Linked DNA regions of Mus musculus: region 1 is linked to region 2. The links are chromatin loops, found by intact Hi-C in ENCODE. Cell type or tissue: left cerebral cortex. All regions are shown on one strand.

Region 1 (8,000 bases), 170 kb before region 2:
ACTGCTCAATGCTGGAATGCTTCAGTATGCATTTTCAGGGTCTTCTCTTCTACAGTGAATCTGATTGTGTACTAATGGAACATGCTAGAAATGACATTTATATTGCTCATGATCCTCTCTCCCACACCCCTATTTACAGTAACACAAGATTTACTAGGTTGATAAGATGAATACCTAGTAATTATTGTTTTACCAACGTGGAAAGCAGATGTCACAAGTGGTATTATATCAGTCCTCAGCTGAAAAGGCTGGTGACTAGAATATATATATTGACTCACTTAGTACAACTTTTAAGAAATGAGATTATTTTGTTTTTCTAGAGAGATATAAGATACTCCCTTATAGAATGTGTAATTGAACCGGGTGTAGTAGTGCATACTTGTGATCCTAGCTCTGCATCTTCTAGTGTGTGACAGGATCATGAATGAATGAAAGGTAGTGATCATACAATGAATAAGTACCACCTATTATAGTTAGCAACAAAGTAAGAGACGCTAAAATCTGGAGATATACAGAATGAGGGGCCTACTTCAGGTGGGAGGTGGGAGGATGGCAAGTTTGAGGTCAGTCTAGGCTACATAGTGAAATCCTATCTCAGAAAAGCAAAAACTAAAAAGTAAATGAAAATAAATAAAAGGGTTTAAAGTGGAAATCAGTGATAAAACTTACTTAGAAAGTAAGGCTTGGGCATGATGGCTTACACCATTGATCTCAGCAGAGACAGGTAGATAACTGAGTTAAAGACACGCCAGGGCAAGATCTCAGTTACCGTAAGGCATGAGTAAGACTATTTACAGAAACACTAGTATAAGAGCTCCAGACTAGAAACAAGCTGAACACCAGCTGTAAATGATCAAGTTATGGTGTAGTCATGTGTTAGAATCCTAGACCATAATGAAAATGGACTGCAGGAGAAGCTAAATACACATAAAGTATATTACTTATAGTTAAAAAAAACAAGCAAAAACTATCCTTGATAATAGATATTAGAAGAAAGGAAAGTTAATGATAACAGGGGAGGTGCTTTGGAGACTTCAGGCTGCTGGTACTGTTGTTTTCTGGTGTGAATACATATTCTGTTAGTAGACAGTCATCACAGTGTTTAGTTTGAGCACTTTTTGCATTTGCATGTTGTAGTTCAGTAAAATTATTACTTAAAACTGTTAAAAATTGCCAGGTGGTGGTGGTGGTGCATGCCTTTAGCCCTACCACTTGGGATTTGAGTTTGAGGTGAGGCTGGTCTACAGAGTTCCAGGACTACTACAGCCAGGGCTACACAGAGAAACCCTTGTCTCAAAACAACAATAACAAAAGTGTTAAAAATTATCCTCACTGTTCTACTTATTTTCTTTTTTTTTAAATATTTATTTATTTATTTATTATATGTAAGTACACACCAGAAGAGGGCATCAGATCTCATTATAGATGGTTGTGAGCCACCATGTGGTTTCTGGGATTTGAACTCAGGACCTCTGGAAGAGCAGTCACTGCTCTTAACCGCTGAGCCATCTCTCCAGGCCTCTACTTATTTTCTATCTTAACAATTTTGGTCAGTAAAGTCGCTATATAGCTAAAATATTAAAGAAATTGTCATGGTGGAGCTGGATTATAAAGTCCTGACTGCAGTACTGAAGTATGTAACACAGAGAAATTAGCAGTTGTTTAGTTATTAAATGTTCAACTGATACCCTGTTACTGTTTTTCTTCCTTGACTTTTTGTTTTTCTTGGAAAGTTATTTGAAGTGTAATGTGGTCTAGAGGTACTAGTGTAAGTTTTAAAGTCAGAGTGGTATGAGTTGGAATACTAGCACTTCATTAGCAGCTGGATCACTTTAAACATGTTTCCTGTGTGTCTGTTTTTCTGACTTCTTGTTGGAGCTTATGCATCATACTAAAGTGCTGAGAATCAAAACATACATCGTTTGACAGAACATGCCATAGGTGCCCAGAAGTCTGCCCTCCTTTTCCAATTGTCTACTCCTGGCTCATTCTAACAGAAACAGAATCAATATTATCATTATTACACTTAAGTCATTGGTAGGATGAAGCAGCAGTCTTCACACACACACAAACACCTGTAGTAGTTCCCCAGTAGCATAGGAACAACATGGCTGTGGAAGCTGCAGCTTTTCTACGATATTCATCTCCCGCCTCCCTCGGGAATGTTATTTTTCCTTTTTCTTTCTTTCTTTTTTTGTTTTGTTTTGTTTTGTTTTGTTTTCGAGACAGGGTTTCTCTGTGTAGCCTTGGCTGTCCTGGAACTCACTTTGTAGACCAGGCTAGACTCAAACTCAGAAATCCGCCTGCCTCTGCCTCCCAAGTGCTGGGATTAAAGGCATGCGCCACCATGCCTGGCTATTTCTCCTTTTTTCTTACTGGAAGAAGAAACTAATCTCCTTTGGATGGGCATGATGGGTAGGGAAGCACATGACCCAGAGGCTAAGTGATCATTTGAAGTCTTAAAAGCATCAGGATTTCGATAACTGGTTGTGGATTTAAGCTTGGCCTTAGAGCCCTAGAGGCATCTAAAGGGCATGTTTTCTACTGAAGAACATTGGTATTATATTAAACTTTGATTTTTTTCCCCCATGTCCTAATTCCAAATCCTAATTTGACATCAAATCTGTGGCTTTGTGTTTCTTATTTTATGTCATCTAGAGTTTTATTTTTCCACGAATATAAATAGGTTTCTACATGGGTCTTACCTAGGCCCTCTGTGCATATGTTATAGTTGTGTAACTTGGTCTTCTTGTGGGACTCCTCTAACAATGGGAGTGAGGGCTGTCTCTGATCCTTTTTGCTTGATTTTGACCCTTTCCCTCTTACTGGGTTGCCTCATCCAGCTTTAACATGAGAGGAGGTGACTAGTCTTATTGCAACTTGATATACCATGTTTGGTTGGTAACCCTGGAAGACCTACCCTTTTCAGAAGGGAAGTGGAGGAGGAATGAGGTTAGAGGTGTGAGGGGGAGACTGGAAAGGGAGGAGGGAAACTGTGGTTGGGATGAAATATATAAGAGAACAAATAAAATTTAAAAATGTAAAAAAAAAAGGTTTTTAACAGATTATACTTAAACTATATCATGAAATTCTATCCAGTTGTATCCTTTTTTTTTTTTTTTTTAAAGACAAGGTCTCACTATGTAGACCAGCAGGCCTTGAATTCACAGGGGTTGGTCTATCTCTCCTAAAAGCTGAGATTAAAGGTGTGTGCCATCATGACAGCTGGCTTGCCTGCCTTTTATTTTTCAAATGATCATTTGATACTGCTTTTTTGGGGGACTGGGAATGGGGTTAGGGTCTCTTATTACCTAATCCTGGAACTCACTGCATAGAACAAGCAAGTTTCAAACAGTAACAGGGTATCAGATACTTACCTCTTTCATTCATAGACTAGAACATTTAATTAATTTAAACAATTGCTAATTTCTACATGTTACACTTGGGATCAAAAAGGCATGCTCACTACAGGTGACCCTGAATTTTTTTTTTTTTTTTTAATTTTTTTCCCCCTGAGACAGGGTTTCTGTGTAGCCTTGGCTGTTGTGGAACTTACTCTTTAGACCAGGCTGGCCTCAAACTCAGATCTGCCTGCTTCTGCCTCCTGAATGCTGGATTAAAGGTGTGGGCCACCACCGCCCAACCTTGATTTATTTTTAATTATTTCAGATTATACCCTAATTCAGCCCTTTCATTTTGCCCAGCTGGCAGCTTAACAGTGTGAATTATAGTTGGTTGTTTATACAACATACATATATTCAATCTTGGTTATATCTTAAAGAATGTTTCACAGTTTTAGTTTCTGCCTTCATGTTTCTTTGCTTTTGTTTTTTTGAGAAGGTAAAAAAAGCAGCACTTTCAACAAATAGTAGCTACAACATACAGTTAGTTCCAGATTCAATATACACATTTTGGCAGTCTGATGTGGTTAGCATTAGAGAGATCAGCTTAGTGCCTGAGCCTCACAACCAGGGAGACTTGCTCAGGACAATAGGCACTTTGAATGCTGTTAAGTTCTTGTTCAGGTAGGCAGTACATAAGCATGAGTGATTTGAATCCCTTGATCATGAAAGGAAAGATGAGTTCCTAGATTCCAGTTACTGAAGACAGTTTCTCTGTTGCTGAGTGCCATAGCTATACTTCCTGCCCACTGAGAGAGACCTGTTGCTCCCATCAAGAACCTGATTGGCTGTGTTAGGGTCCATATGCCTACTTAACTGAAAACAGGGTTTCATCAGCTGTCAGTCTTCTGTGAGTCTGGAAGAGTTCATTTGTGCTCTTGTTACCCTGTGGTCTGCACCACAGTTTTTACTTACTGTGTCCTGCTGTCATCATGTGCTGCTCAGGATAACTTGTTAGTTTGAAATTAAATTTAAGGATCTACTTTCATTTCTTACTGTTGTCATGAGTCGTTACTGGCTTTTGTTTGCAATATTACTTTTCCTGTCACCTCCACCCTGCTATCAAAAAAGTTTCTTTTGTTGAAGATCAGATACAATCATGTTAAAGCTATTGATGGTTCCCCAGCATCCAGTGTCAGCCTCTGATCTCTCCCATAGTTTTTGGCATATTGCCTGCTGTTCCTCAAATACCTCACTCTGTGTCAGACTTGCTAGTTCCTTAAGAACTGTCCTTCCTGCTTAGAATACTCTCCATTCTTCCTTTCTTTGATAAATTCCCATTTTTAAAAAAGATTTATTTTATGTATGAGTATACTATAGCTGTTTTCAGACACACCACAAGAGGGCGTCAGATCCCATTACAGATGGTTGTGAGCCACCATGTGGTTGCTGGGAACTAAGGGCCTCTGGAAGAGCAGTCAGTGCTCTTAACCGCTGAGCCATCTCTCCAGCCCCAAATTCCCACTTCTTAAAACCTAGTTTAAATATATCTTTAAGATACATGTGGAGAACTACTTGAGGGAGTTGATTCTCTCCTTTTACCATGTAGATCTCAGGCTGTCAGACTTGAGGGCAAGTGCTTTTACAAACCATGGAGGCATCTCACTAACTCTTCTTTAAGATGTCATTAGCTCTCCAGCAGAGGGAGTTACTTCTTCCTTGGGACATTCACCATAGCCATTAAATTGCATCAGGTTCATCAAGGACAAAGGACTTGACTTCCCTTATTTTGTTATTTCTCAACCTTCAGCTCATTGTCTGGTCATCATAGTTTCTTAATAAGAGTTGGTAGGCTATTTGGGGTTTAACACTTTTTTTTTTTTTTTAAACATACAGTGCTATGTCTTGATAGCTCTTGGCAATTAGTTGGGTTCTCTTCTATCAACATGACTTTAGGTACAATTTGAAGATTAGCTAGTTGAAGAGTCATCTTCAGGTTTCTATAGCCAGAACTAGCTGTGTTCTGTTCACAATGCTTATTAATACAACACCAGCTGTTAGTTACTGTTGGTGCTGCTAAGCTTACCTTCATAAACCAAGAAGGCTTTTTCTTTTTGGTGCTTTTGATCAAAGCCCAGATCTTGTGCATACTAAGCAGGCTCTCTTTCACTGAGCCATACATCTAGTTCTTCCAGGTCCCTAAAAGCTTATTTCTGTAGTAATAGGTTTTAGTTTTGTTGTTTCTAGATTTCAGTTATGAAGTTAGTGACTGAGTTTTCCAGCTATCACTGTTCTTTGGAGCTTGCCATTTTGGGAAGGGAGATGCCCTCTAATTGAAAACTGATGCCCCATACTTTGTTCCATATGACTTATGTCTGTGAGGTGTCCTGTGGTTGTATGGTGGTGAGACTTGCCCACATTATCTTTATTTCAGGAGCACTTAGCTACAGGTACCTCACAGCTCTCCTTCCTGACATTTCCTGAGAGTTTGTTTTACTTACTTTTTACATTGTGATGTCCTGCAAGGAGAAGCTTCATACACACACACACACAGAGACACACACACACAGACACACACACACACACGTGCATGCACACACACACAAGAATAGGATTTGGTTTACACACCACATTTTCTAACATGGCTAAATGCAGTTTTAAAACTCTAACTTATCTGCTCTAGTTGGATAAAAGTCTTTCTTTTGGAATCATGGTTGTCTGAAGTTTCTCTGCATGTCCTTTGACTGTCTCCTCTTTTCTTTTCAGAAGGCATACATTACGCCTCTTTCATTTTTATTTAGCAGTTGATGGCTGAAGCTGCTTGGGAGGTAAAAAAACCAACATTGACATCAAGAATTCCAGGAATTCAAGAGATGGTACAGGAAGTGGACAAGGCCTATAAAGCTGTGACAGTGAAATAATGGTGGTAGTAAACAGAAAGATAAATAACCAGTGGTGGACTAGAGAACCTGCCATTATATGTACACACTCAGAAGGAAACCTGAGTTATGATGGCAGAGATGACATTACAGATCAGTGATGAAAGGATAGGTCGTTCAGTCCACGGTGCTGGAAAATTGATGTCTGTGCCTGACTCATCACACTCAAAAAACTAATGGGCACATGGATTAAGAGCTTACAAAGTGAATGATAACATTATTTAGCACTTATATAATAAAATATGTACCATGGTATTTTTAACCCTAGGGTAGGACAGAATGTCCTTAAAACATTAAAATGCAGACTGCCAGGGCTGGCAGGATGGCTTGGGGTAGGTGCTTCAATCTTTAGAGCCCTTGTAAAGGCAGAAGAATCAGCTGCAAATTATCCTCTTCACATGTGCACCACCACATACACATGCATCCCCACTGTATGCTAATAAGTAAAAAAAGTAATACACACTTCTAAAATATTGATCCATTCAGCATTAATATCATACTGCTAGTCAAGACATGTTAAAGGATGGGTGAAGACATTCACAAATGTATACACTTACACAGTCAAATAGTATCCAGAATCCTTAGGTTTTTAAAGTTTAACAGATGTACTATTTCCTGACTTATACATATGGTTACTAGAATTATTTTGAGACTCATAACTATTTTAAGTTGACTGTCCCTGCAGATTTAAAGTGATTCAGGGTAGAGGTACAGTTTGGTGCTTTCGTAGCAGGTTTAAAGCTGTGAATTTGGTCCTTAGCAATATAAAACAAAAGCAAAACAAAGCCCATAAAGTGGACCATTGGAATTCAGACAGTTGTCTATGGGGTTTTTTCAGGAAATCCCATAAAAAGAAAGGTCTTTTAAAGAATATTCTGATATTTCTATATTATTCAATAATAATTCTCTACCAGTGTTCCAGTGTATTTAGGGTCACTTATTTGTACTTAAAACTACAGTTAGCAGCAGAAACAGTGACTATGTTTCAGAGTTATAAAATGATTAGTTGTGGCTGTCTGTCTGGATTGAATTCTTATCATATGTTACCTATTGGCTATCATTATTTTCTTCGTTGAAGAGTGCAAGTCTAGACCTCATACATGTAGCTGTGTGTTACGACTTACTTGTCTGAATATCTCAAATGTTGCTTTCCTTTCTTTTTCTGTTTCTCTAAGTTGGAACCAAATCATAGCAAGGACAAAATAAATAAATAAGTAACAAAAAAATTTAGACAAAAACCAGTGTTCGTTCCCTCTTGGATTTTTTTTTTTTTTTTTTTTTTTAAGAAACAAAAAGTTTTAGCTACTTACAAAAAAACAAAAAACAAAAAACAAAAGCAAGCAAGCAAGCAGACTGGTAGTATAGCTTACTGGTAGAATGTGCTTAGCATGTGATAGGCTCTAGATTTGTTCCTTAGCCCCATTATACACTGAAAGAAAAGACTTCAGAGTAAGAAGATGACTAACCCCTATAGCTCATGCCTGGCCATATTATATGGAGGTGACTCACTGATATCTGTGACCTGGTATCGTGTCCCTGTTGATGCAGTATCTGTACTTACAGGTTCTAGGTCTTTTTATGTTGTCAACCAGTTTCACACTCCATTCACCACTCATCATTTATGCAGTGAAACAATCTAAATGGAAATTAATAGAAGTGGCTACCTAATAATGGGTAGAAGAATACAGAAAATGGCCACAGTTAAAAAGCTTGGAGATCT
Region 2 (8,000 bases):
TTCTTATTGTATGTTCACGTGTGCCTGTGTGTGTGTGCCTCTGGGTTTGCTCACAGAGTATGTAGGTCAGAGGTCAACTTTAGGCATCTTTCCTTAGGTGCCATCCACCTTTTAAAAACAAAACCCAAACCAAAACAAAAAACCCACAACTTTTATTTATGGGGGTGGCTAGGGTATGTGTGTTTGGATGCCCACAGAAGCCAGAAGAGGATGTCAGATTCCCTGAGTTAGAGACAGTTGTGAGTCGCTATGTGAGGGTTGGGAATTAAACCCAGGTCCTCTGGAAGAGCAGCCAGTGCTCTTAACCATTGAGCCACCTCTGTAGCCCCAGGAAGTGCTCTTAAGCGATGAGCTATGTCCCTACCAACCCTTTTAGTTTTGAGATAAAGCCTCTCGTTCATTGTGTGGCTAGGCTGGTTGTCCGGAAGCCTCAGGGATTACGAGTCTCTGCCTCCCAAGCTCTGGGATTGCAAGTGCCAGGTGGGTTTTTTTTTTTTTTTCCTTTCTTGTTTTTGTTTTGTTTTATTTATATGGACTCTGAGAATTGAACTCAGGCCACCCTGCTTGTACAGCCAATTGTGTTCCCATTTTGCCATCTCCCATTTCTCTAGAGTGCTTCTTTAACACACAGGCTCTCTGGGCCACCTTTGTGCTTTAGCAGTAAACACTGGTGGCAATGACCCTAGCCTCCTCTTCCTCCCTGCACCTGCCCCAGCCTTGTCTCCACTCTAGACATTTAGGAACAAAGAAAGACTCCCACATGCTGAAGCCCAGAGACAGCTAGTGACTCAAAGAGGCCACACAGCAGGCCAGTGGGGGCAGCAGAGGAGGGTGGACTGGGCAGAGCTCGGTTGAGGTACACTGCCTAGCCTAGCATACCTGAGTCCTGAATTCTATCTTGACACTGCAAACAAACAGACAGACAACCACTCAGGCTTTGGAGTCCAGACTTCAGATTTCAAAAAACAAAATGGGGCTGGAGAGGTGGCTTAGTGCTTTACAGCTCTCGCCACTTTTTCAGTTTGGTTCACAGCTCCCTTCCGTGGGCAGTTCAAAACTATCCTCTGGCTTGTTCAAGCACGTGCACACATGGGGTGCACATGCAAGCATATGCTCCGGCATGCACAGGTATACATTAAAAAAAAAAAAACAAACCCATAAGTTTAAGAGTTCTTGTTGTTTTCATGGTAGACCCAAGTTTAGCTTCCAGCGCCAGTATCAGGTGTTTCACAGGCATCTGTAACTCCAGTTCCAGAGGATCCAGTCTCCTCTCTGGCCTCCTAAGGAACCTGCACATATATGTACAAACACACATGCACACACATGTACACATAAATTAGACAGATATGCCTCCTTGACAGGCTGAGTGGCCCTGAGCAGGCATCTTACATTGGTAGCATGGGCACAGCCCTGTGGCAGTGAACTGGAGGGAAATGAGGTACTGGTGTAGAGGCTGCCCCTCTCATGCCCACCCTCGCAACCCACAGGTGCACAGGACAGAGGGCGGTCAATGCCTGGGCTAGAGAGCCCCTGACCCCATTTACTACCTGAGCACACTTGGCCAAGGCTCTTCTTCCCTTAGTCTCTCTTGGCCTGCCTGGTGTGAGGGTGGTGGTGTATGACACCCATCTCCCAGACCATTTGAGCTGGCATTTGTCATTGGGTCTGTGAGGGGATAGCATGAGGCACACAGGAAGCCCGAGCAAATGGTGGCCGTCATCGCTTGAGGCTGGCTGTACCAGGATGAATCGTGCTTCCCTCTGTGCCCCAGTCCTTCTGGAGGTCCAGACAGAAGCCGCCTCTCTAATGAATGTACCTCTCAGCCAAACACGGCTGCCACCACATGGCTCCCCTAGTCAAGGTTCTGGCTCTAGTACATCTCTCCAGTGAAGCATTTCTGTATGCTAGGGAAGAGGATGGCAGCTACTGGCACTGATTTCCTGCTGGGACCACAGCCACAGCCCAGGGAGCTATGGGAGCTCTGCTGAGGTGGGAGATGCTGGGCAAGACTGGAGCCTCAGAAAGAGGCATGGCTGACACTTCCCAGGTTTGGTGCCCTAGAGCCTGGGCTAAACAGTCCCAGCTCCCCAGGATACCCACGTGTGTGCCCACATTTCTTGGTACGACACAGGATTGACCACACAAGCATCCATAGAGCATCATTAACATTCAAACACCTTCAGAGACAATTTTGGTTTTTGTTAGTTTTTGAGACAAGGTTTCATGTATCCTAGGCAAACCTTGGGCTCACTATTGTAATCAAGGATGAGTTTAAACTCTTGATTCTCCTGCCTCCACCTCCTAAATCCTAGGATTTTCTTTTACTTACAAGTTATTTTATTATTATTTTTGAAACAGGGCTCCATTATATAGCTTTTTATTTATTTAATTTATGTACTTCTGAGACAGGGTCTTACTTTGTAACCCTGGCTGTCCTGAATCTTGTTATAGAGATCTGGCTGGCTTCAAACTCACAGAGACGTATATACCTGCCTCTGCTTCCCAAGTGTTGGGGTTAAAAGCTAGGGCTAGTACAACTGGCTGGTATTTTATTTTTATACACGAGGGTCTCATGTGTCCCAGATTGTCCTCAAGTTACCTAAGACCTTGAACTTCTGATCCTCTGGGCTCCACCTCCTGAGTGATAGGATCACAAATATATGCCACCATGTCAAGTTTGCACAGTGCTAAGGAGTGAACCCAGCACCTTGTGTGTGCTAGGCAAGCATCCTATCCACTGAGCTACAACCCCATCCTAATATGAGAGTTATGTATGTGTACCACCATCCCTGGTAGGGATCTCTTCACAGACAGGAGGCTAAGTCTCAGAGAAGTAGAGCTATCGACATAAAATCATTCAGAGTTCAAGTCCAGGTAGGTCAGATTCCAAAATATTTGCCACAGTATCATTCTACCATTTCCCATTTAACCATTGAGTGATTTCCTTGCTGGACCCAACTGTGAGGTTGTCACAGGTGACTGGGCAAGATGGTGTGTGTGCGCTGTGTTTTTTGTGTGTCTATTTGCAGGCAGTGTGTGGTGTGTTAATTCTTTTGGGTCTATTCACAGTCAATAAGGATGAGCAGTCTGTGAGCTGGGTTGAATTCCAGTTGCTACTTCTCACAAGGCTTCTTAAATCTACTGTGGCCCAAATAGTAAATAATTTGCCTATGGCACATGCTAGCGATCTTAACACTCTGGAGGCCAGAGCAGGGGAGTCATGAGTTCAAGACTAGCCTACATAATTCAGAGTCCTTGTCTCAGAACTGTGTCTGGCCAACTGGGACTACCTCACTCCAGTTGCCCTTCCCACAGGGGCAGTACTAGTTTTTGGCAACAAAACAAAACAAAACAAAACAAAACACCTTTGGTAGACAGGTGATGGCGCTCTAAACCTCCGTATCATGGAAGGTAACCTCTGTGGACAGGCATGGTCATTGAAGAATATAGTGACAAAGCATATGAGTCAGCCAGCGGTAGCCTTAGTGACACAGAGACGTGTGCATGGATGTCACATCAGTGGCTGAGGCAGGAATACACAGATCCACAAACCTAACCACGCCAAGGACCCCTGACTGTGAGCAGAAGCTAGAGAGGGCAGAAAGGGTGCCATGCAGGTTCAAGGAGAGTGGGGCTCTGGTGACCTGTAGCTTCTGGGGCTATAAGACAGTCTGTGTCTGTTGGTCAAGCCTCCAGTCAATATTACTTCATCATGGCTATCCTAGCACCCTAATTTACTGTCTCTAGGCTCTGCCTGACACAGAGCCCCTTGCCATAGGTGGCTCAAACTCTATTCCCTGGCTCTGCTGAGCAGTCACGTGACCCAAGCTTGGGCAGTTGAAATACCCCATCTTTTCCCATACATTGGCTTAGGATAGCCTTCTAATGAGCTTCAACCTCAGAGCTGCTGTTAGAACTGTTGTTACAGACTCCTTCCTGACTCTGAGGTGCCACTACAGCCTAAGAGCCTACAGGAGTGAGTGAGTACTATTTTGAACCTGATGTCACATCCAGCTAAAGAAACTGAGGCACATTATGGCAGCCGGGTGCAGAATCAGTTAGGACAAGAGAGGACCAGGTTTCAGTGGGTCCTCCCTGACACCCACTGTCTCCCCTTCTGAGACCCTCTCATGTTTCCTTTGGAGACTGTTGCCCCTCCCGCCCCCCATGTTCAGTTAGAGGGAGGAGACCATCTCTCACAGGCAGCCTGGACACAAAACAGGTCATCAGGAGCAGCGATGGTTTCTGGATGTTTGGGTAGCACAGCCCCAGCACATCAGAGTAACTCCCAGACATTTGGTAGAAGCCTTGAGAATGAGGCTGTCTCCATGGTGGCTTCTCGGCAGTTTGAGCATCTGCTTGTAGCTGCTGATGGCTATGCTGCTGCAAGGAGCAGAGCCGAGAGGCCCTGTGACAGGACACAGTGACACAGTCAGAGGCCTTGGATATGGTTCTCCCTGAAGGTGTCTCCTGGAGTTTTTTTTTTCTTTTTTCTTAAGGCAGTTCGATGTGAAGTTCTAACACATGCTGAAATACTGGCTTGAGGACTGTGCCAGAATCTTAGGTCCTATTATATTGCCTCTGGAGCAAGCTTGCCTCTCCCCCCACCCCCCCATCTTTGTTCAATGTCTCTTTTCTAGAGGACCTTTTCAGACTTCAAACCCTGTCTAAAGCATGAGTCAACAACTCCTAGAAACCTTCCTTGATCCTTCTATGGCTACTAATTCCTCTCATCACTTTTCTGGCACCTTGTGGCTCCCAAAGTCCTGTTCTGAATCCTCTGTGTCCCACAACCTGTAACAACACTCAGGACATTTATGTAGCTCTGCTGCCCTCCGGTGGCCAACAACAGAAATGCATGAAAACGCATCCTGAATCCCAGCTCCTCCCCATATAAAAGGAGCAGGTTCAGGCAATGGCCACACTGGATGCCCTGTGGTCTTCCTTGCTAACTCTGGTAATTCTGCTCCACCTCTAGAGGTATCCCTACAAACCTCGGCTTTGTTTGTTTTGTTTGCCTGGTTAGTTTGTATCGACCTTGGAACCCAGGAAGTCAAACATGGTAAATGTGGTGGATAGTCTGAGCACGTATGTATCCATGCCTGGAGCTTAGATTTTCAAGACAGACCGTTCAAGGGTCCCAACATATCTTTGTCATGAGGGAAAAGGCAGCTCCGTGCTCAGAAATGGACAGAAGTCTAGCTGACGTTTCTGAGTTCACATACAGCTTCTAAGCGAGATAGGATGTTGAAGAGGCAGTTGGCAGAGCAACAGCAGCCAGTATTGGAATTCTGGGACCGAGTCCTCCATTTTTTTCAGACCAACAAATCCAGAAGAGGAAATGGGCTGCATGGACCCAACGCCTAGTAAGTAGCATGCAGGGCTGAAAAAGACCACTCCTGGGTTCTGGCAGCTCCTTGTGCTTACCCTTCCTTTGGGGTCTGGAAAGAAGAAGCCCAGCTTGGGCCCTGATTCCCTATTCTTGCCAATGCCCAGATTTGTGAGACGATGGGTTGGGGCTTAAGCCATGCAGTTTCTGGTCCTTTGTTTGGTGGTCTGAGCTGCAGAATTGCTGGAAGGCCAGGCTGAGAGCCAGAACTGCTGGCCTCTTTAAGGCTCTCCATCAGAACGTGTGCAGGAAGAGCTCGAAGTGGCTTGCTACTCTCCTGCTTTCCTGGCCCACCCCTGGCCTATCCTATACTGCTGAGGGAAGGACCTCCCATTCTCACCCACCTCGCAGTTCCCTGACCCTACTTTGGATCAGGGACTCCAATCCTCAGAGGACACTCTGTCCTTATATCATGACCAGGACTGGGAAGAGGCCCAAATAGCACCAGAACATTGGGTCAAAGAATTCTCTAGCACTGAGATTAGCTGTCTTGTGTAGAAGGGGGAGTGGCTAGGCGTTTTCACGTCCATTACTGTGGGCCTATACCACAGGGTGTGGCTCAGATTTAGGGTGTATCTTTCCACTTCAAATGATCCAAGAAAAGACCTCACATGCCACGCCTGGCTGGTGGGTTTTAGTTGAATCTAGATGTAGTCAAGATGGCAACCAAGGTCAGCCATCATGCATAGATGTGTTGCTATGTACATGTGGCTTCTCTCTGTCTGCTGCTTACGCTCATGTGGAACTATACACCACTGGGCTGGGTCATTTTCTAGACTACACAAAGCCTGTCTTTAGTTGGGGTTTCTGTTGCTGAGATGAAACATAATGACCAAAGCAACTACAGAGGGAAGGTTTTGGTTTTTTAGCTTACATATTCAGAATCAGAGTCCATTGAGGGAAGCCGAAGCAGGAGCTCAAATCAGGCAGGAACCTGGAGGCAGGAACTGATGCAGAGGGCATGGAGGGGTGCTGCTCATTCATAAGGCTTGTTTATCATGACTTGTTCAGTTTGATTACTTTCTTTCCTTCCTTCCTTCCTTCTTTTCTCTTTTCTTTTCTTTTCTTTTCTTTTTCTTCCTTTTCCTTCCTTCCTTTTCCTTCCTTCCTTTTCCTTCTTTCCTTTCCTTTCCCTTCCCTTCCTTTCCCTTCCTTCCTTTCCCTTCCCTTCCTTCCTTCCTTTCCCCTCCTCCCTTCCTTTCCCTCCCTTCCTTTCCCTCCCTTCCTTTTCCTTCCTTCCTTTATTTCTTCCTTTCTTCCTTTCTCTTCCTTTCTCTTCCTTCCTTCCTTCCTTCCTTCCTTTCTTTCTTTCTTTCTTTCTTTCTTTCTTTCTTTCTTTCTTTCTTTCTTTCTTTCTATTTCTTTCTTCCTTTCTTCCTTTCTCTTTCTTTCTTTCTTTCTTTCTTTCTTTCTTTCTTTCTATTTCTTTCTTTCTTTCTATTTCTCTCTTTCTTTCTATTTCTCTCTTTCTTTCTATTTCTCTCTTTCTTTCTATTTCTCTCTCTCTCTTTCTTTCTTTCTTTCTTTCTTTCTTTCTTTCTTTCTTTCTTTCTTTCTTTCTTCATGTTTTTATTCTTTGTGCACAAAAACTAGCATGATTGGTTCCACTTAGTAGACAATCGAATAATCCATTCAAGGTCGCTTAGTCCAACTTAATGAAGCCTGTGTCCTTCACGTACTGACAGAAGCACTGACGACACATATTCAGCCCATATTTGCAGATCAGACCGTGGCGGTTAGAGCACACATGGCAAGAGCCAAACCTCCATGGGTGACTCCAGTAGAGCTGCTGGTGACCCATCTTGTCTTCAGACACCCAAAGAGGAAAAAGGTCGGTCTGCTTTCTTATAGAACCAGAAACACCAGCCCAGGGGTGGTCACACCTGGGTTCTCCCACATTGATTACTAATTAAGATGTCCTATACCAGTGGTTCTCAACCTTCCTAATGCTGTGACCCTTTAATACAGTTCCTCATGCTGCAGTGACCCCCCAACCATAAAATTATTTTTGTTGCTACTTCATAACTGTAATTTTGCTAGTGTTATGAATCACAATGTAAAATCTGTTTTCTAATGTTTCTAGGTGACACCTGTGAGAGAGTCATTTGATCTCCCTCCCAAGGAGTCACAACCCACAGGTTGAGAACCATTGTCCAATAGGCTTCCCTGCTTACAGCTTGGTCTTCTGGAGGCATTTTTCCCAGTTGAAGTTCCCTCCTCTTAGAAGACTAGAGCTTGGGTCAAGCTGGCATGAAACTACTCAGCACAAAGCCCACACAAACAAGATTTCTAACCCTCTTGGTTTCATACACTGTTTACCTGGGATCTTACAAAGCCCCATAGTTCAGCAGTTTATACACAAGTAAGATTAATGTATGACCCCATCCTCTGCATGTATATTGTTGGTATTCAACTTTCTCTTATGAAGGCCGTGCTTCCATCTCACGACCTCAACCATGTTTGCTTCATCACAGCTGGGCTTCTTATTGGCTTTTTCTTCATAGAAAAGGAGGTGGGCGAGGCTGTTGTTGTAAATGCTATTAATTCTTACTATGACCTGGTCAATCCACCCCAGATAATCAGGACAGAGTCCTATGGGTTTATTTAATCT

Evidence for each region. A loop is a pair of places that touch in the nucleus more often than their neighbours do. Peaks named below come from ENCODE experiments on the same cell type or tissue, not always from the same donor. Only the 100,000 strongest peaks of a DNase experiment are listed, where the experiment ranks them.
Region 1: it touches region 2 in a loop (2.3-fold over the local background); 2 of 42 quality-filtered maps call a loop at or near these places.

The regions. Positions count from the first base shown.
Region 1 is chr6:92,096,097-92,104,096 of GRCm38, forward strand. All of the region lies in intron 1 of Nr2c2 (nuclear receptor subfamily 2, group C, member 2), which reads left to right. Among named protein-coding and RNA genes, the nearest start is that of Nr2c2, 7.7 kb to the left of the region's middle. In left cerebral cortex, CTCF peaks have their summits at 4,749 (motif pointing right) and 4,974; no DNase peak of the experiment used is centred here.
Region 2 is chr6:92,264,383-92,272,382 of GRCm38, forward strand. Gm30688 (a long non-coding RNA gene) reads left to right here and starts at 5,253. Exons shown (of 5, transcript XR_001785327.2): 1 at 5,253-5,366. It also overlaps the pseudogene Gm44803. In left cerebral cortex, a CTCF peak has its summit at 4,851 (motif pointing left); a DNase peak (open chromatin) is centred at 4,833.